2 separate regions of the Homo sapiens genome follow, and region 2 is linked to region 1. Evidence: read pairs that join two places in POLR2A ChIA-PET (ENCODE). Cell type or tissue: PC-9. All regions are shown on one strand. Each heading gives the region's core, and the rest is flanking DNA. Links, peaks and the distances in the headings are about the cores only.

The links. ChIA-PET counts read pairs that join two places held together with the same protein. Peaks named below come from ENCODE experiments on the same cell type or tissue, not always from the same donor. Only the 100,000 strongest peaks of a DNase experiment are listed, where the experiment ranks them.
Region 2: POLR2A ChIA-PET joins it to region 1 with 8 read pairs; 2 of 35 experiments call an interaction of 5 or more read pairs at or near these places.

The regions. Positions count from the first base shown.
Region 1 is chr21:41,702,502-41,712,982 of GRCh38, reverse strand. LINC00479 (long intergenic non-protein coding RNA 479) reads left to right here. Exons shown (of 6, transcript NR_027272.1): 6 at 1-1,463. Among named protein-coding and RNA genes, the nearest start is that of LINC00479, 8.0 kb to the left of the region's middle. RefSeq lists a silencer at 6,020-6,314. In PC-9, for the core only: no CTCF peak of the experiment used is centred there; DNase peaks (open chromatin) are centred at 5,282, 5,602 and 6,182; H3K4me3 peaks cover 553 bases; H3K27ac peaks cover 4,425 bases.
Region 2 is chr21:41,503,209-41,513,689 of GRCh38, reverse strand. It overlaps TMPRSS2 (transmembrane serine protease 2), which reads left to right and starts at 5,532. Exons shown (of 14, transcript NM_005656.4): 1 at 5,532-5,609. RefSeq lists silencers at 2,208-2,267, 3,181-3,274, cis regulatory regions at 3,238-3,243, 5,414-5,440, an enhancer at 4,555-5,562 and a promoter at 5,042-6,435. In PC-9, for the core only: no CTCF peak of the experiment used is centred there; a DNase peak (open chromatin) is centred at 5,499; H3K4me3 peaks cover 2,335 bases.

The DNA of each region.
Region 1 (10,481 bases), core at 3,072-8,071:
TCCCGACACAGTAGGGTCCACGAGGAAGTCAGGATCCACCGGCAATATTTGCAGTGTTATGTTGAATGTGGCAACTGGCTGCGTGAGGATAGAGAAGTAAACAGCATGTCCGGTGGCAGTCGGTTACCACACAGAATTTAGGAGGCCCAGTGAAATGCAAATGCTAGGTAAGTGACACGTAAGTTTTTGATATAAGCATATCCCAGGCAACATTTATTTATTGGAAATTGAAACTCACATTTAACCGGCCATATTATTTTTTTTAAATTTTTTTGTTCTCTAAATCTATCTTTTGTTTGCCGAATTTCTAGCAACCTTAGATGGAGAGGTGGCTCTGAGATTAGCATCCCCACAGGCCCACCTCTGGCTGGAGAGACAAAGGGAGGTGGGGTGCTGCCGGGGAGGGAGAGCCAAGGTCTACTTCCACGCCGCTCCCAGACCTGGGGCCAGAGGCCCGCTTGCTGGGGGCTGGGGCTCAGAGGGGAGCGAGCGGCTGCTGTCAGGCTGTCTGAAAATGCTGTGCGGATTCCCCGATTTTCTCTCGCCTGGCAGGTCACCTGGCCCACACTCTCCTCCCCTGATCCCCTGAGTGCTCCCCTCCCCCTGCAGGTCCCCCTCCCCTCTGGGTGAGCCTGGATGCCAGCACCCTGTTCCGCCCGCCCAGCATGCAGAACAAAAGCACAACGCACAGAAACACAGCCGGTGCGCGCAGGGCGGCAGGCTGGCTTCTCCCTCCCTCCTGCCGAGGTCTCCGGCCCCTTCCCCCTTCCCTCCTTCCCTCCCCTCTCCTCTTCTATTAGAAAATGGGAGTGTTAGGGTTGAATTGTGTCCCCCCAAAACAGGTATGTTGGGGTCCTGATTCCCAGTCCCCTAGAATGTGACCGTGCTTGGAGATAAGACCTTTACAGAGTAACTGATTAAAATGAGGTCATTAGCAGGGACCCTAGTGCAGCATGACTGGTGTCCTTTCAAAAAGGAGAAATTTGGATACAGACATAGACACACACTGAGGGAAGGTGAAGTAAAGGGGCAAGGAGAAGACGGCCTGCAACGGGAGTGACGCCCTTACAAGCCGAGGGACGCCTGGCAGTGCCAGCTGACACCAGGAGCAGGGAGAGGCCAGGAAGCCTGGCAGTGCCAGCTGACACCAGGAGCAGGGAGAGGCCTGGAACGGTTCTCCCTGGAGACATCCGGGACACACCTTGATTTCAGGATTCCATGATAGCTTCCAGAACTGCCAAAGAACGCATTTCTGTGTTTTCAGCCACCCAGTCTGTGGTATCTTGTGACTGCCGCCCTAGGAAAGTAAAACAAGGAGTTAATTCATGAAGGGTGGGGGAAATACGTACCCTTTGAAATACCACCTAGAGGAAGGGGTAATAGTACACCCGATCATGTGCTCCAGTTTATGAAATAGTTGCACGTCACTCGGAATTTTGAAAAACAATATATTTTCAGGACTCAAAAGATTTGCTTGCTATGGACTTGTCTTGCAAAATAAAGAATCTCTTTGTAGACCACATTCATAGATGTATTTCATGTATGTTGACATTGATTTGGCTTGCTCAGAAATAGGAAACGTGAGAACTTGAATATCATGGCGTTTACAAAGCCAGTGAGGTCAGTTCCTCTCCTGGGCCTCAGGTGCAACCATTGGCCGCCTGGCCTACCTCTGGAAAGCGTTTGGAGAGGGCGTGAGTTCTTGCACCCACCCTCTGGTTTTGCAAGCTCCCTCTGCCATGGCTGGTGGAAGGCTGTGTTGGGGAGGTGGTGGAGTCACAGTGGCCTCCACTGTCAACGGTGCAGATGCCTGCTGTGGAAGGTATGATGTGCTGGATTCTGAATGCAGGTTGGGGCTATTTTTAGCATCTGGACCGGGCAGCAGGAGGCTGGGGGTGAGGCAGAGGGAGGGACAAGGCCAGCATGATTTGCTGCTAGTGGAGCTGGAGGAGAAGGCACCCACACGCTGGCTGGCCGCCCTCCTTTCCTGCTGGAGTTCCTGGTGAGTGCTTCCCCGGGGGCTGAGTTGTAGCTGTCTCCCTAAACACCTGGAAGGGTGTGGAAATGGGAAGTGACTCGAGGGTTTGGGCCCTGCGCTGCTCGGACTCGAAGGACAGATGGCCCAGACCTTGGGAAGGATGGTTCTGCCCCATCTGGTACTGGACTCCTGACTCCTGGGAGGCCTGTTGGTCGGTGGTGAGCGGCTTTGCCACATGTCATGACACATGGACATGACGCCACACTGCCTCAAGGGGCACTTGTGAAGGCCAAACTAGAAATGGATGAGCAGTGCTTAGCCCATGAGGAAGTGACACACCAGTGACAGCCTTGATGGCGGGGCCACGGGCTGAGAGGGTCTGGTCCCTTGGCTGCCACCAGCCTCCCAGGGCGTGTCTGCCACCAGCCTCCCAGGGCTGGGCAGCAACCATCCACAGGACTGGGGCTCAGCCTCTCTCCCTTTGTGGGAGCCACTGTTTTCTAAGGGTGTGGACATACATGTGGTCTGCTCCCTCCCTCCATGTTTCCTGGGCTGGAGAAGACCTGAGTCAGCACGTGAACGAGGAGAGGAGGCGGCTCTCCGCAAAGAAACCTAAACACAAGGTCTGATTCCCACTTCCCAGAGCCTCCTTCAGGGAGGCCATTGGCCCAAACCACTTTACAGTCACAGACTATTTGTGCGGAGGGAGACATTCCAGATCATCTTGCTTGATGCTTGCCAGTACATCAAGATGGTTCCTTTTTGTTGTCACTTGGAAAAAAGCTTGAAGGATAATACTCTTGGTTAAATGAACTGCAGGACTTTTCAGGGCCTTGACTAAACCCACATGATCAGGGTGTCAATAAATAGCGGTGTGGTATTCAGTATTCCACAAGTTTGTTGATTGAAACCTTTTACAATTTTATTTTCCCTTTATTTTTTAGAGATGGGGTCTTGCTCTGTCATCCAGGCTGGAGTGTAGTTGCATGATCATGGCTCACTGTGGCCTGAAAACCCTGGGCTCATGTGATCCTCTTGCCTTAGCCTCTCCAGTAGCTGGGTCTACAGGTGCATACCACCACGCCCGGCTAATAGTTTAAAAACATTTTCTGGATATGGGGTCTCCCCATGTTGTGCAGGCTGGTCTTGTGAGCCACTGCATCCAGCCTGAAACCTTTTAAAAGTCAGGCTTATTGAGATATAGGCTGGCGAGGTGGCTCATGCCTGTAATTCCAGCAATTTAGGAGGCTGAGGTGAGAGGATCATTTGAGGCCAGGAGTTTGAGACCAGTCTGGACAACATAGCAAGACCTCATCTCTACAAAAAAATTAAAACTAGCTGGGCATAGTGGCACACGCCTGTAGGTCCTAGCTACCAGGAAGTCTGGGGTGGGAGGATTGCTTGAGCTGGGTGACAAGCAATAGAATGAGACCCTATTAAAAAAAAAAGATAGAGTTATATAATCAACATACGGTAAAACTCATTGTTTTAGTGTACAGTTCTACGAGTTTTGACAAAGTTCTATGAGTTTGACGAAGTGGTCACAGTTGTGTAACCACCACCATAGCCAAACATAGACCACATCTATATCACCCCCAAACCACCCCCACACTCCTTGGCAGCCAGTTCCCAGCTCCCACTCTCAGCCCCTGCAACCACCAATTTGTTCCCTGTCTCTACAGTTTTGCCTTTTCCAGAATGTCCTCTCCATGGGATCTCAGCGTGTGGCTTTTGGTGTCTGGCATCTTTCACTCAGCGTAACACGTCTGAGATTCATCCATGTCGCTGTAAGTGTCAGTAGATGGTTCCTTTTTGTTGCTGAACAATAATATCTGCTGTTAGGGTTCCCCACAGTTTGCTTATCCACGTCCCAGCTGATGGATATTTGGGTTGTCTCCAGTTTGGAACGATTATGAATGAGCAGCCAGAAACATTTGTCTCCAGGTTTTTCTGTGATCTCTAGGCTTTGTTTGTTTGTGTTTGTTTTTGTTTTGTTTATGTTTTTGAGACAGAGTCTTGCTCTGTTGCCCAGGCTGGGGTGCTATGGCATGATCTTGGCTCACTGCAACCTCCGCCTCCTAGGTTCAAGCAATTTTCCTCTCTCAGCCTCCCGAGTAGCTGTGACTACAGGTGTACACCACCACACCCGGCTAATTTTTGTATTTTTAGTAGAGTCGGGGTTTTGCCACATTGGCCAGGCTGGTCTTGAACTCCTGACCTCAAGAGATCCGCCCACCTCAGCTTCCCAAAGTGCTGGGATTACAGGCGTGAGCCACTGTGCCTGCCCTGATCACTAGTTTTTACTTTTTGGGTAAATATCCAGGATTAGGATTGCTGGGTCATTCATTAAGTATCTGTTTAACTTTATAAGAAACTGCCCACCTATTTTCCAAAGTGGCTATTGCATCTTGCATTCTCGTTGGTGACTTGTGTGAGCTTCACTGGCTCCACGTTCTCACCAGCTTGGATTGCTTGAGCCAAGGAGTTCAAGACCAGCCTGGGCAACATAGTGAAACCTGTCTCTATAAAAAAATAAACAAATTTAGCCAGGTTTGGTGGTGCGTGTCTGCAGTCCCAGCTACTCAGGAGGCTGAGATGGGAGGATTGCTTGAGCCTGGGAGGTCGAGGCTGCAGTGAGCCAGGATTGCACCATTGCACTCCAGCCAGCCTGGGTGACAGAGTGAGACCCTGCCTCTGTCACAAAACAAAACAAAACAAAAAACCCCAACAAACAAACAAACAAACCACCCCCCAAAAAAAATCTGCTAGAGATCCTGGGAAATACTGTTGCTGACATTGCAGCCACCCTGGTTCCTCATCATTTCTTTCCTTCCATCTCCTTGGATTGTGAACAAGAGACTGGAGGTGGAGTGGGTGTCCTGTGACCAGGAAGCCTCCATGAGGAAGAAAGTGACACAGGATGGCAGAGCAGCAAGATAGAAGGAGCTTGGGGTCCTGGTGACATCCTGGGGAGGCTGTACAAGCCAGGACTGCTTGCTTGGGTAAGAAAATTAAAGTGCTGTTTGGTTGAGCCCTGGAATGGGGTTCTGGTTCATGCAGCCAAAGGTGATCCCTGGTGATGTGCTGGCACAGCAGAACAGTGAAAGCTGAAGCAGCACTGACTGCCAAAATGATCTCCAACTACACAAGCCTCGGGCACAGCAGCTCCAGAATGGCCGAGGAATCTGAGGCACCAGGGGTCTCTGAAGGTGGGGATGAGGGGCTGGCTTCATACTGTAGTAGTGGCTGAATGTATTGTCAGAGACACTTAGTCCCTGAGACTTCCTCGTTATCCACCTGGCTAGATGACTCATCCACCTCACTGAAGAGAACTCAGGAAGTGCACACTATAGAGAAATTGAGCCAGACCAGCTCTGGAGTTGGCACTCAGAGCGAGCAGAAAGAGGAGAAAGATGCCAAAAGACAAAACAAAACAATACCGACCTGCAGGACATGAATTTCCTTACTGAAAAGGCAAGCCACATTTTCAAATAATAAATGAAAAATCAAATGTAAGGGTAGAACAAAGATGTTTGAAGGTATGCAAGATGAAATCATTGAACCTCACATGCATTCTTTCTCAGCAAGTTCCTGTGGTATGGGTGTCACTTGCACAAGGAAGTAAACCCCAAAAGAGAAAGATGTGAGGCACAGGACACATTAGATTTAGCACCAGAAAAATACGAAGGAATTCTCACTGAAGTTGAAGGGAACTTTCAAGGGGGAGCTGTGCCACAAGCCAAGAGGTCAGCCAGCCCAGATACAAATAGGACAGAGAGCTCTGGAGGGGATGTCTCCAAGGGGAAGGACAAACAACAACAAAGCAACAACAAAAGAATGATTACTTAGTATGTTTGACTTTGTTGAGAGGACTTTTATAGGTCTATCAGAAAATTGGGGGGGGGATAATTGGTAAGTAGTAGACAAAAAAATTAAGTTTATGAAAAAATGAGGCAATTGTTAACCCCAGGAAAATCAAAAAGTTGTACTAAAAAGAAAAGACCATCCTAGTTCCCTAAGTGGTTTAGTTGTGACAACATTTATGGTGGTCATAGTAATATCAGAACTAAATATTGACTTGGCCAAAGGTTGCGAATTGTGTAACTGTGTAAGTTGTGAAGATGCTGGGTAGGTGGAATAGGTGGGAGTGTGTGGGAGGTGGTGGTGTAAGTGAGATAAAACCGAAAGGAATAGTACTGTAATCATGTTGGAAGTGTGAAGGTCAAGGTCAAGAGAAACAGCTGAGAGACTTGAAGGCCGATGACTCACAGGGGAGGGAGCTGGAGGTGGGAAGAGGTGCAGTGATAACAACTGTTTATTATCACAAGCCTTGCAGCACTACTTGACTATTAAAACAATGTTATAACAATCAAATTTTAAAAGGAAGAAATAATAACTTGGTGAAAGGGACGTTCTCTCTTCTCCAGAGAAAAGCAGCACAGTGTACCTGGGCATTTCTGTGTTGGTCTTAGAAACCCAAGCCCATTCGCCTGCCTGGGGGCCTCCAGCTGGCTGGAGTCTGAGCACTGGCCTCTGTGGCTGAAGCAGGGTCATCTCTCGCCCTTTGTCCATTCATGGACTGGCACAGGTGGATTTATGGCTATGTTGTCAGCCACCTATGAACAAGCGAGGGGTGCCAACAGGCCATGCTCTGGCAAACAGCCAATGTGGAAGACAGAGACTGTCCCTTGCACACTCTCCTGCTCCTCTCTGTCTTTTTCAGTCTTCTTGTTTTCCTTCCTAGTGGAATCCAAATGCTGGTGTTGAGACGGTAGGCAGGCCTGGGGGCTCCCCCGTACTATGCAGGTTCCTGCTCGGCGTTTCCCGTCCTGTTCACTTACTCCCACCTGCCTCCTTTGGGCTTTGGAGCGGGGACCTCCTGCAGCCAGGCCCCTAGAGGAATTCCTCAGATCCCTGCTGTCCCAGGGAAGAGTGCGGAAAGGAAGGGGTGGGCTGCATCCCTGTGCTCAGAACAGACACAACCACAGGGTTGTGGCTGATTTTGTGCCCAACTCTGAGAAATTGGAGCCAAGCAGGTCACCCTCTGCATGAGTGTCCCATGGCTGGTGCCACAAATTTTACAAACTGGGTGAATTCAACAACAGATTTTTTTTTCTCATGGTTCTGGAGACCAGACATCTGAAATCAAGGTGTGTGTGGGGCTGTGTTCCGTCTGAAGGCTCTGGGGAAGGACAGTTCCTTGCGTCTCTCCCATGTCTGTCAGTGGCCCGTGGTCCTGGGCTTCCGTGGCTGGTGGCTGCATCACTACATCCCCACGTTGGCCTTGGCCCGCCCGCTTCTGTGTGCCTCCTCACTTCATCCTCCCTCTACTCAGGTCTGTGTCCAAACTTCCCTCCTACAGGGACACCAGTGTTATGGGACTTAGGGCCCACCCTAACCCATCATGACCGCATCTTAACTTGATTCGTTTCTAAGACCCTCTTTCCATATAAGGTCTCATTCACAGGCACCGGGTTTAGGACTGGGACATATCATTTGTGGATACAATTCACATACAGCATTTTCGTCACTGACCTCCTCCTCCACCCTCATGGCTGCTCAGAACTTTCCACCCTTAAAAACTCCTCTCATCAACATGCTTCGCTAGCACAGTCCCACTTTGTCCTCTTCCCTTGTCACCAAACTTGTTGAAGGTCCTTTATACCTCAGCTTCCCCTGATACATTCCTCTGCCATCACCATCTGCCTGACCTGTGCCTTCTGGAAGGTGCCTGGCGGGAGGGGGTTTTCCTTGTGTCTGGTCCTTTGCATGCTCTGTGGCTTTTGAGGTGGGTGTTGAAGGCTATACAAGCCCACCCTCCCCCCACCACCCTCGGCTTGGCTTTGACCTGTGTGTACCCGGCATGCTGCACATGCTGTGTGTTTGTGTGTTTGTGTTTGTGTTTGTGTGTGTGTGAGGGGGACAGCCTTCTTGGGATTGCATTGTCCTGAGGGCACCCCTGAGTCCTCTGCACCGCTCAGCCCAACAGCAGAGACGGACAGACCCCAGAGAACCCGACTGGAATGGCTGGAGACTCTCCATTGGATTTTTGCCTCCAGGGTGAGCTTAGGACCCACATGGCCGGGCTTTGGGCTCATTGCTGGAGAGCTGCACCTGCTGCGGAACTCAGAGCGTAGCCTCTGGCTGGATCACTTCATTCCCTTGGCTCTGCCAGCACTTGTCAATCTCCAAAATCCAATCCACCCTTGAAAAGCAGAGGTTAATCAATGTGCTAGGGACAGAGAGGGGGCCACGGAGTGGACATCTCAATTTACTGAGTGACACCAGGCCAGTGACTTGACCTTTCGGAACAGCTTCCTGACCTGGAAGGTGGGGGTGAAAGTGCTTTCTTCATGGGTGGCTGTGAGAATTAATGAATTATTACAAGCAAAATACTTAGGCACAGTGGATGGCGCATAATAAGACCTCAATAAATAGTAGTGATCACTATGAATATAATGTAGTTTTCCAATAAGTGGGTGGCCCCCTGAACTCTGTGGTGTCTGTTTGAGGTCAGGTGTGTGAGTCGCCTGGCACACCTGCACTCTCTTTGTTTGCCCAGGTAATTGCTCACCTCCTGCAGGGGCTATTCTGGGGCCAAGCGACTCCTCCCTGGGCCTGGACAGGCAGTCCTGGGCCTGTGACAACACTGGGATCATAAAGACAAACAGGTTGGCCCTGTCAGCTGAATTCACCTGGGTCTTTGGGAAAGTCCCCACCGCAGCCATGTCCTGCGAGAAGCTGGGAGTTTTGCAGGTTGCAGGCCCTGCCTGCCACAACTTCCCAACACGTGGGGCTTCCTCGAGGCCAAGGCACTGAAGGGGCCACGGGCAGAGTGGCCCAGCTTAGGACTACAGCTGCAGAGCCAGGCTGGGCGGGGGCATGGTGGGGTGGGGGGAGTTGGGCAGGCGGGTCTCTCGCTGGCAGGGTGTTTCCCCTCCCCACCTCTCACGCCTGGGTGTGGAGGAGTCAGCCTGGTGTGTGATGCGAGGGGTCTGTCATCTGGGGCGGGAGTGAGCCTCCGTCTCCCGGACCTTGGCTCCCCCCACTCCCTCCCTCGTAGGCCTGGCTGCTGCCTGGCCCTTGTCACCCTGGACAAGTTGATGACACACGGATGGACATTCGCTCAGGTGTTCAGGGGTTGGGGAATTATTCCTCCCATAAATGTTGCTTTTAAAAAACTATTGTGATAAAATATCTAACATGAGATTTACCATCTTAACCATTATTAAGTGTACAGTTCATCGGTATTAAGGACATTTGCATTGTTTTGCAACCATCACCATCATCCACCTCCAGAACCTTTTCATTTTCCTAAACTGAAACTGTCACTCCACGAAGCACTCACTCCCCATTCCCCCTCCCCAAGCCCTGGCACCCACCCTTCTACTTCCTGTCTCTATGGATTTGACTACTCCGGGGACTTTATATAACTGGAATCAGACATTATTGTTCTTTTCTGTCTGGCTTTTTCACTCAGCATAATGTCCTCAGGGTTCATCCATGTCGGAGCATGGGTCAAGATTTTCTTCCTTAAGGCTGACGAATATTCTGTTGTATGGACAGACCATATTTTGTGTATCTGCTTATTTGTCAGTGGACACCTGGCTGCTTCCACCTTTGGACTGCTGTGAATAGTGCTGCTATGAAATGGATGTGTGATTGTCTCTTTGAATCTCTGCTTTCAATTCTTTTGAGTATAAACCCAGAAGTGGAGTTGCTACATCATACGGTAATTCTGTGTTTAATTCTTTGAGGAATTGTGGATGCTGCATTTTTCTTTTCTGAGACAGCATCTCACTCTGTTGCCCAGTCTGGAGTGCCATGGCACAATCAATCTTGGCTCACTGCAGCCTCAACCTCCTGGGCTCAAGTAATCCTCACACCTCAGCCTCCTGAGTAGCTGAGACTACAGACAAGCCACCATACCCAGCTAATTGTTTAATTTTTTGTAGAGATTTGTTGAGGTCTCGCTGTGTTGTGTGGGCTGGTCGGAAACTCCTGGGCTCAAGCCGTCCTCCTGCCTTGGCCTCCTAAAGTGTTGGGATTACAGGCATGAACCACTGTGTCTGGCCATGAATGCTGCATTTAAAGCAGGGATTTAAGAATGTGTCAAAAGTGGGAATGAAGACATGTTGCACAGAATGAAAAGGGTGCCCGGATCATGTCTGTCTGGCTCTCCATGACCACAGACAAGTGATTTCACCTTTCTGAGCTTCTGTTTCCTCATCTGTAAAATAGAAGTGCCTTCTTCCTTGTGCTGTGCGGGGTTTTGAGAAGAGGTAACTTAGTTTGGAAAGTGCTGAGCCTGGTGGTTCAGAGCCGGGGTTGGAAACCATGCCACCGCTCTTGTTTTTGCACTGCTGGAGAGCCAGGAATGGTTTTCTCACATTTCAAGTGTTGTAAAAAATGAAAGAATAGGTGACAGAGACCACATGTGACCTGCAAAGCCACTTTTTCCTCCCAGGCCCTTTGTAGGGAAAAGTTTGTGTTTTAGTTTAGA
Region 2 (10,481 bases), core at 3,178-8,177, 200 kb after region 1:
AACGTAGGGCAGTGCACCTGCTTGTGCACTTTGCTTCGAAGGAGAAATGGCCAGACATGCAATTATATATGGATTCATGGGCTGTAATCAATGTTGTGGCTGGATAGTCAGGGACTTGGAAGAAACATGATAGGAAAATTGGTGGTAAATTTGGGACAGAGGTATGTAGACAGACTTCTCTGAGTGGGCAAAGGATGTGAGGATATTTCTGTCCCATGTGAATGGCCACCAAAGGATGACCTCAGCAGGAGAGGACTTTTTTTTTTTTTTTGAGATGGAGTCTTGCTCTATCGCCCAGGCTGGAGTGCAATGGCATGATCTCAGCTCACTGCAACCTCCACCTCGCAGGTTCAAGTGATTCTTCCGGCTCAGCCTCCCGAGTAACTGGGATTATAGGCACGTGCCACCATGCCTGGCTAATTTTTGTATTTTTAGTAGAGACGGGGTTTCACCATGTCAGTCAGGCTGGTCTTGAACTCCTGACCTTGTGATCCACCGACCTTGGACTCCCAAAGTGCTGGGATTACAGGTGTGAGCCACTGCACCCGGCCAGGAGAAGACTTTAGTCATAAAGTGGGGCCGGGGTGGATTGCCTGAGCTCAGAAGTTCGAGACCAGCCTTGGCAACACAGTGAAACCCCGTCTCTACTATAATACAAAAAATTAGCTGAGCATGGCAGCAGGTGCCCGTAATCCCAGCTACTCAGGAGGCTGAGACAGGAGAATCACTTGAACCTGGGAGGCGGAGGTTGCAGTGAGCCGAGATTGTGCCACTGCACTCCAGCCTGGGTGACAGAGTGAGACTCCGTCTCCAAAAACAAACAAAAAAATCAAGTGGATGAGATGACCCATTCTGTAGATACCAGTCAGCCTTTCCCCAGCCACTCCTGTCATCACCCAATGGGCTCATGGACAAAGTGGCCTCGGTGGCAGGGATGGAGATTATGCATGGGCTCAGCAACATGGACTCCTACTGAACAAGGCCAAACTGGCTACAGCCACAACTGAGTGCCCATCTGCCAGCAGCAGAGACCAGCACCAAGGCTCTGATATGGCACGGTTCCCCAGATGATCAGGCAGCAACCTGGTGTCAGGTGGATTACATTGGACCACCTTCAGTATGGAAGGGGCAGCATTTTGTCCTTACTGGAATAGGCAGTCTGGATACAGATTTGTCTTCCCTGCACACAGCGCTTCTGGTGGAACTCACAGAATGCCTCATCCACCATCATGGTATTCCACATAGCATTGCTTTTGACCAAGGAACTGACTTCTCAAAGAAGCATGGCAATGGGCTTATGCTCATGGAATCGACTGATCTTCCCATATTCCCCACCCCCATGAAGCAGCTGACTTGATAGAATAGTGGAATCGCCTTTTGAAGATGCAGTTACAGTGCTGGCTAGGGGACAATGCTCTGCAGGCTGGGGCAAGGTTCTCCAGAAAGCTGTGTATGCTCCAAATCAGCATCCAATATGCGGTGCTGTTTCTCCCATAGCCAGGATTCACTGGTCCAGGAATCAAGGGGTGGAAATGGGAGTGGCACCACGCACTATTACTCCAAGTGGCCCACTAGCAAAATTTTCGCTTGCTGTTTCTGTGACTTTACGCTCTGCTGACCTAGAGGTCTTAGTTCCGGAGGGAGGAATGCTGCCACCAGGAGACACAACAATGATTCAATTAAACTAGAATTTACGACTGCCACCTGGCCACGCTGAGCTCCACATGCCTCTGAATCAAAAGGCAAAGAGAGAGTTATGCATTGGCTGGGGAGACCCATCTGGACTACCAAGGAGAAGCTATAGACTACTTCTACTCCACCAGGAAGGTAAGGAAGAGTGTGTCTGGAATACAACGATTCCTTAGGGCATCTTTTAGTTTTACCATGCTTGTGATTAAGGTCAATGGAAAACTACAACACAATCCAGGCAGGGCTATTAATGGCCCAGACCCTTGAGGAATGAAGGTTTGTATCACTCCATCAGGTTAAGAACCATGACCAGCTGTCATGCTTCCCGAAGGCAGAGGGAACGCAGAGTGGGTAGTGGAAGAAGACAGTTACAAACACCAGCTATTGCCCATGCAACCTGTTATAAAGCATTAGATTGTCACGAGTATTTTCTCATTATTTTTTTCTAAATACATTTGTGCACATATTTGTATATACAGTATATATCTCTGTTGTCTTTTCTCTCATATTCCTTTATTACATAACTTAAGGCATATTGACTTTATATCATTGTATTAAGTATTGTTAATTTTACATTATGGTATTTAAGTTATGGAATACCAAGGAGAAGTGTAAACACTGGAGAATTTTACATCCACTTCTGGGGAAGGGCTTAGTGCATTTTTTGGTTGTATGCAGAAGAGTTTTATCACATTAGGCAAAATTATTACTTTGCTATTGTCTTTAGAGATAAAGTATGGTGTAAGGAGATGTGTAGGTGTGAAGTCGACAAGGGGTCAACTTATGGTGGCATATATATTCATGCTTAGATAAAACTAAGGTCACATTCTGTCATACAAGCTGGAGTACAGTGGCACAATCAAAGCTCACTGCAGCCTCAAACTCCTGGGCTCAACTGATCCTCTCACTTTAGCCTCCCAAGTACCTTGGGCTACGGGTGCGCACCACCACACTTGGCTAATTTTTAATAAACTTTTTGTAGAGGCAGGATCTTGCTATGGTGTCCAGGCTAGTCTCAAACTCCTGGGCTCAAGAGATCCTCCCACTTCAGCCTTCTAAATGGTGGGATTACAGGTGGGAGCCACTGCATCCAGCCATGGTTAATTTTATGTGTCAAGCTGACTTGGTCATGGGATGCCCAGGTAACTGGTTAAACATTATTTCTGGGTGTCTGCGTGTGAGGGTGTTTTTGGAAGAGATTAATGTTTGAAAAGACTGTGTAATGCTGATTGCCTTCAATTTGGGCAATCGGTTGAGAGCCTGAATAGAACAGAAAAGGGGAGGAAGGTTGAATTTGCTCTCTGCCTGACTGTGTGAGCTGGACTTTGATCCTCTCCTGCCCTCAGCACTCCTGGTTCTCAGGCCTTCAGACCTGGACTGGAATCTGTTCCATCTGCTCTCTAGTTCTCTGGCTCTCAGGACTTTGAAAGCTACAACACCAGCTTTCCTGGGTCTCCAGTCTGTAGATGGCAGATTGTAGAGCTTCTCACCCTCCATAATTGTATGAGTCAATTTCTTATAGTAAATCTTTATATATATTATAAATAATATTTATTACATATAAGCTGTGTATAATATATATCATATCTGTATTATATTATGCATATAAAATACATGTTTATGTATATATTTATATGTATTTATAATATATAAGATATTTATAATATTTATAAATAATATATAGAAATATAGATGTGTGTATATACATGTGTGTGCATATGTATATGTGTGTATATATTTGTATTTCTCCTATTGTTTCTGTTTCTCTGGAGAACCCTGATTATTAATATAAAAGGAAAAATAAATGGTGAATGAACAACCACTCCAAGAGGCCTGAGTCTGCGGCAGCACTTACTCCCTGGTTTCTGGGTGGAATTAGTAGGCACCAAACACACTGTCAAGACAGAAATAAGTGAGTTGCCGCTGAAAGACAACTGCACCTGCCCTATGTGCTGGAGAGGGTCTTTGAGGGTTTCCCACTGGGGCAGAGCGCAGGGCAGTGTGGGGGATGGGGAGGGCTGGGGCATATTGGGGACAATCCCTGTTGTGGGTGCCACCAGCAGACCACAAAAGGTGCCAAAGGAGGGAGTGAGAGGGAAGGGTTTACTAGGAAAGTCCTGCCCCACAGGAGGCTTCCGGGAGAGCTTCCCAGGAAGGGAGCAGTGAGCCAAGGCAGCCTGGGATGGGACTGAATGGGGCTTTTTTCTGCTTCCACCTCATTTTAAAGCAAATCATGTTGATTTGTATATTATGCAGGGGAGGAGAAAACATGCTTCCCCTCTACCCTTCTAGTTCGTTCAGCTAGTCTACAAATTAAATTGGCATCAAATAGATGAACAGGAGAAAAGCTGTTTTAATGTATGTACTCACAGATGGGAATCCCACAAGAATATGAGACTTAAAGAACAGGCCAGGTGAGTGAGGGGTCCAGTGCGAGGGCTCACACCTGTAATCCCAGCACTTTGGGAGGCCAAGGCAGGTGGATCGCTTGAGCCCAGATTGGAGACCAGTCTGGGCAACATAGGGAGACCCCCATCTCTACAAAAAATTAAATTAGCTGGGCGTGGTGGCACACGCCTCTAGTCCCAGCTACTCGGGAGGCTGAGGTGGGAGGATTACTTGTGCCCTGGGAGGTTGAAGCTGCCATGAGCCATGATTGAGCCACTGCACTCCAACCTGGGCAACAGAGTGAGACCCCTTCTGGGGGAAAAAAAAACACACGAAAAAAAAAAGGTGCAGCAGCCCGATGATTGAGGCTTATCTGTCACTCTGAGTGACAGAAAGAAATGGGGGTTTGAGGCTTCTGGGGAGCGGTGGAGGAGTGAGGGGAGCGTGAGGAGAGGAGGTGTCTGGTGAACGCAGGTTGCCGTGTGAGGCAGATAAAAGTTTCCCAGGTGATAAAAGTTGTCCGGGAACAGCTCTCTTCCTGGTACAGATCTGCTGACTAACAAACATTTCCTTTATAGGTGCAAATTTCCTTTACAAAAGGGCATTTTCTCAGAGGTACTCTGGTGTCTGCAGTTCCTCAACATAACCAGTTCCAAATCATCAATGTGCCAAAGAGGACTATGTTGGGGTAGCAGATTCTGGTCTCCTCCAGTCCTACTTGGGGTGATGAATTCTGGTCTACGGTCCTATTAAATTCTGGTGAATTCTGAGCCCCCACAATTGCAAACATTAGAAAGAACCTCTCAAGTGCCCGGGAACAGCCACGTCTTCCTGGCTGAGGTGTGTCCCACCACTTCCTCACTCCCGCCCTGGCCGGTGGTGCCGAGAGACCTGGGACCATCCGGGGGAGCACTTTCCACCGGACGCTGGTGGGGGCCAAGAAATGCCAGCCTAGGCGGACTGGGGAGGGTCTTGGGCGTCCGGCGCTGTGTCCCCGCCACTCGTGCTTGGGCCAGCAGTCCCCAAGGCCTACCCTGGGTCCTTGCCCAGAGGCTACAGTGGGTTCCCCGGAGGCCAAGACGGGGCCGGCCGCCTACAGGAGCTCGTGAGGTAGCAGCTCCGGGGGCTCACCCAGGACTCCAGGAGCGCTCCCCAGAATCCCCTTCCTTAACCCAAACTCGAGCCCTCGGGCAGCGCTGCGCCGCGGACCGGAGAGGGGCAGGTTGGCCGCTGTGGCCGGGCCCGGGAAGCGCCCCAGAGTCCCTTATGGGTCCCTCCGCAGCCGGGGTTGAGCCAGGCAGGGAACCCGTCCCGGACTTCCCTTGGGAAACGCCTCCTCCCGCCGCCCCCGCCCCCGCCCGCCCAGGGTGACCCGCGACCCGCTTGGGGGTGTCGCCCTGGACCCTGGGACACCGCCTCCTGAGATTAAAGCGAGAGCCAGGGCGGGCCGGGCCGAGTAGGCGCGAGCTAAGCAGGAGGCGGAGGCGGAGGCGGAGGGCGAGGGGCGGGGAGCGCCGCCTGGAGCGCGGCAGGTGAGCGGCGCCGGTACCAGGGTCCCGGCTCGGGGTCCGGGCTGGGGAGGGGAACCTGGGCGCCTGGGACCCGCCGATGCCCCCTGCCCCGCCCGGAGGTGAAAGCGGGTGTGAGGAGCGCGGCGCGGCAGGTGAGTGCGCCCGAGGGTCGAGCGCTGGGGCCAGCCGGGCAGGGCGCCTCCCGGGGTGCTGGGAGAGTGCTGGGCGCCTGGGACCCCTTGCGCACGGCCGAGAGCCCTCGCCGCCCCTGTTGGCTTGGCATCGCGAGGTTGGGGCAGGTGGTCCTGCGAGTCCCTAGCCAGTTGGTGGAAGAGAGTCCCCCGGGGTCCCCAAAGCTGGCTCCTAGTCCGCCTGCCCTCCACGGCCCCCGCCTGGGAGCACCGGTGCGCCTTTTCTCTTTGGGGAGGAGGACTGGGAGTGCTGTCGGTTGGCTTCTTTGTTTGGGGGAAATCTCTGCAGTCCCGCAGTGTTACCTGAACTCCTTCTGCTTCTTGGTTCCCTACTGAGGTAGGGAGAAACTGGAAACTCGCTGAGATGCCGGGAACGATACGGCCGGCGCGGCGGGGACCGCTGGGCCAGGCTGCTGGAGGGCCCCCGGGCGAGGTGCGAACGGCCAGTCAGTCTCGGGGAGGGACTGCTCGCGACTCAGGCCCCGTTGCGGCGACCCGCTGGCGGCGATCAGGGCCGGGGCCTCCTGGACACCCGGCACCGGCAGGAACCCGCCCGGGAGGAGCCGGTCTGGCTCCTCCGCTTGCGCTCCGTGCCGGGTTGGGGGGAAGGCGGGGCACCTGGGCGCTTCGGTCCACCTCATCCTGTCCTGCCCGGCTCGGCACAGTGGCACCCTGAGTGGTCAAGTGCTCCAGTCTGGCAGTGGGCGCTCTGCTCGAGCACGGGTCCAGCTGAAAAACTGCCCCATGTCCAGAAAGTTTGTGCGCCGAGAGCCCTGAGCGCTTGTGGCAGAGGAGGGCCTTCGCCCGCTCCGCCGTAGAGCACAGCGCGGTGGCCCTGAATCCTGTTCAGAACGCCCTGGTGGCAGCCCTAATCACGAGGAATCCTGGTGGCTTGTTTGGGAAGGAAAGGATAGCACGGCGGCCCGAGGTGAGCCCTGTGGGCAGGGAGCACCCAGGGCTCGCCTTCGAGGCTGCGCAGCCCTTCCCTCCGTGCGAACCTGTGCAGTGGTCCCGCGGGAAAGATGAGCGCATCGCGCCCAAGGCAATGCCTGACCTCACGGAGCTCCCAGCCGCGAGAACCTCCCGAATCATGGAAAATTACAAAGGCTACGCAGCCCAGTTACAAGGCATTTGGAAAACCTAAAGTGAGACTAAGTTTGTTGACCTGTCCCAGGAGATCTGGGAAGGTACTCCAGGAAGTGGGGATGCAGCCAGCCTCCCCTGAAGGAAGGATGGGGGTTGGGAGTGTGGCAGGGAGAGTTTACCAGCGCAAAGGGCCTTGGGGACGCAAGTAGCTAAGTCAGTCCTGGCTCCTGAGCTGCTGCTGTGAAGGGAGGACCTGGTGGGCTAGGTAACCGGGAGCTCCCCCAGAAAGTCACTGGAGGTTGCTCAGGACTTCCCCACCTTTACTGAGTGCTTTTGAAGAAGTAGGACCTGCCCTGCTCCGCTACAGAACTACTGGACAGGTGAGGTTAGAATGAAACCTAGCAACACCCTCGGGTAAGGACACACTAGGCTGGAGAGTTCGGGGTGCAACCTACGGGCTGAGACCTCTGCCTGGAGATGGCCATCTACACCTCGGCCTCTGGTTATTTTTAATTATCAGCTGGTGAGCTGGCTGGGCTTTTGTTCTCTGCTTGGACATTTGTTTGGTCCCCAGCAGCTTCCCTTATTCCCACCAGCCAAGGACAACCTTCTAACAACAAGCTTGTGCTGTTGCTGGAGCCTCAGGCAGGGCCTCCCAGGTTGCTAGGTGCTGGCCTGCCTGGCACCGTTGGCCACTCTATCTTGAACTCAAGTCACCTTAATTGTAGGAGTATATTTGGCTGCACTGGCATTATAATAATAACCACAGACATTGATGTGGCACTTTTTTCAGCCAGGCATCATTGCAAACCCTTTATAATGTACTTAACTCAATTGTAAGGAAACTGGGGAAGAGAGGTTGGGAAGCTTGTCCAAGATCTTGTAACCTGTAAGGGGCAGAACTGGGGATAAACATGGCCTGTCTGGCTCCATAGGTCAGTGCTTCCAGTGTCGGGCTCTGAGTTGGAGACACAGGATGCTTAGAAGGGGCTTTAGTGACAATCGGCACAGTACGGATTCCTTTTGATCCTTCCCTGGGTTCTCCCTCCAGGATGTTGGAATGTTACCAGCAAGTGGAGGAAAGGAGGGAAGGAAGCTGGAAACAAGGCGCCCGGAATCCTGATTGAAAAGGGCTTGTTCCTGGGCCAGGCTCTGGTTCTCCCCGACCTGAAAGAGCCCAGCCCCTGCCCACAGCCCTACCTGGGCTCCGTGCTGCTCCCTCTAGCAGTATGACATGGCCAGAGTGCCTGGAACTCTGAAAGGGGGCCTGCGGAGGGCTGACCTCCTAGGCCATGGGGGCATTGAGTGACAAGACGCTGGTGCAAATGTCCTGTAGGTGAAAAGGTAGATGCGTGCAGTACCTTATGCCAGTAACCACCACCACCACGATCATCATCATCCGAGTGTGTTGTCCCCCTACCAGGAAATGTAAACCAAAAGTCTGGCTGATAACTCTTACCCTTTTCCACCTGAATCTGCGGCAAGATTCCCTAGGGGATCTTCGTAATAATATGGGATCATTGCCTTGGTCCCAATTATTACATCAGACTCTGAGAATGGGGCCCAGGCATCTTATTTATTTATTTATTTTTCTAAGCCCTCTTGAAAATTCTGGGTTTGGGGAGCACTGATCAGATCTAAGCCTTGGACATTGAGGTAGAAAGGAAAGGTGAATGGTCAATGGAGTGCTTGTTCAGTTTTGGTTGCTGAAGACTTGGAAAGTGGCCTTGCTAGTGGGGAGAGTGAGGGCAGGGAGAGCTCCCTGTGGGGAACCAGAGAGCCCAGGAGCATTGAAGGCCCAGGTGCATTTCTGCTCTCTGGTCCCTCCTGCTCTGCACTCCCTGAGTGTCCCTCATCCCACAGTCACCAGGCCTTTGCTACTCTTCCCCGCCCCTCCTTACTTTCCAGGACACCTGCCAGGGGATCCTCCAATATGGGATGCACTGCGTGGCCTCAGGATTGGGGTGCAGGAGCATTATGTACCTGAGAGCTGAGGCCTGTATGGAGTCAGCCTTTGTGGGGCCCCTCCTGGCCCTAAGGGTGATTTGGGAAGCCCTGACTTGCAAGCACCAGGGGTATGGGCCTGGGTGTGAAGAAGGGGGCTTATGATGTCCCCATGGCCATTGACCACCTTGGCCCCACCGAGCCTGTGGACACCCAAGGAGGAGCAAAAGGGGGATCTGTGACAGGGTAGCAGCTTGGTTGAGCACACAGGCAGCTCTTCAGCATGACCTAGAACAGAGGCTGGGCTCCAGGAGGAGGCAGAGCCTGATCTGGGACTTGGTTATTCCTGGTTGCTGAGCAATGGTCAGGAGAGAGGAACTGAATGAGTGGAAATGCGCTGGTTGGGAGTCGAGGCTGGTTTTCTGGCAGGGGTGTGGGTGGTTACTTTTGTTGTAAACAGAGTGAAGTTTGAGAGGGCAGGAAACTCGAAGACAGGCTTTTCATCCTCCTGGAGGTGAGTCTGGGAGAGGGAGGTGAGGGCTCTGACATCTATGTGTGGATGGCGCTGAGCCATTGGGCATCCATGGCAGGAGGGCAGGAGGAGTTTAGGGCACAGAGTTGTGGTAAGAAAGCAGGAAGTGTTTGAAGGGCACCTTGGCTTGTGGTTGTGGCAGCAGAAGTCTGGAAGTTCACTCAAGGGCAGACTAGGTGGAAAAATCGGGGCTGTCAAGTGGGACTCAGAATGAGAGGTTGTGACAATTGGATTTGTTAGAAAAATATTTTCAAGCGAGGTCTGACTTGGCAGATGGAACTAAGCTGAGGCTTTTTATTATTGCTTGTTTGTACGAGGTGCACAATGCAGTGTCAAATTCCCTTTAAGGCCATTGCTTTCCAAGGGGCTGTCCTGGCGGGGCACTCAGCCTGACCCCACTGCAGTATAGCCCAGGGGTCATGGGAGACCATGCTTTCTAGGGACGATGGGCTTGGAGTTCTTTGTGCAAGATACTGATAACAGAGAATTTGCTGACATTTTCAAGTTCACTGGTGATGATGCATTTATAAGGAGTTGGGAGTAATATGAAAGATCACTATGTCTGGTCTTGATGCTCAAGCCTAATTCTGTTCTGGAATATGTTGGAGAAATGATCCTCCAGTCTTGAAACATACATTTTTAGGTTTGAGGAATTCGGTACATTCTAAGGTAGCTCCAGGCCATATGTGAACTTTCTAATTGTTGGAACCTTGATTTCCCCAGATAGAATCCAAGCCTGCTCTTCTGGAAATTCTGATCATGATTCTGGTATTGTCCTTTGGATGTATGCAGAATAAACTGAATTCCTTTTCCACATAGCCGGCTCTTACGTGTTGGAAGATAAACCTTATCTGCCATCATTATGTTATTATTGAGTGCTCACCATGGGTTGGGCACTGAGCTACGGCCTTGCTTTCTCACTTAATCCCTGCAACAACCCTATTTCTGTATCATCCCCATTTTACAGATTGACTTGGACAAGTTCTTTAAGCCTCAGCCAGTGGCTTGTGTGTGGTGTTGAAGTCTCCGCCTGGAGTGACCTGAGGGCCTCTGCCGCCTGCCTGCCTGTCATGCCAGGTTGCACTCAGCTTGAGGCACCTGGACTCCTGGGAGGTCACCCACTGTCCTGACTTGGGCTGC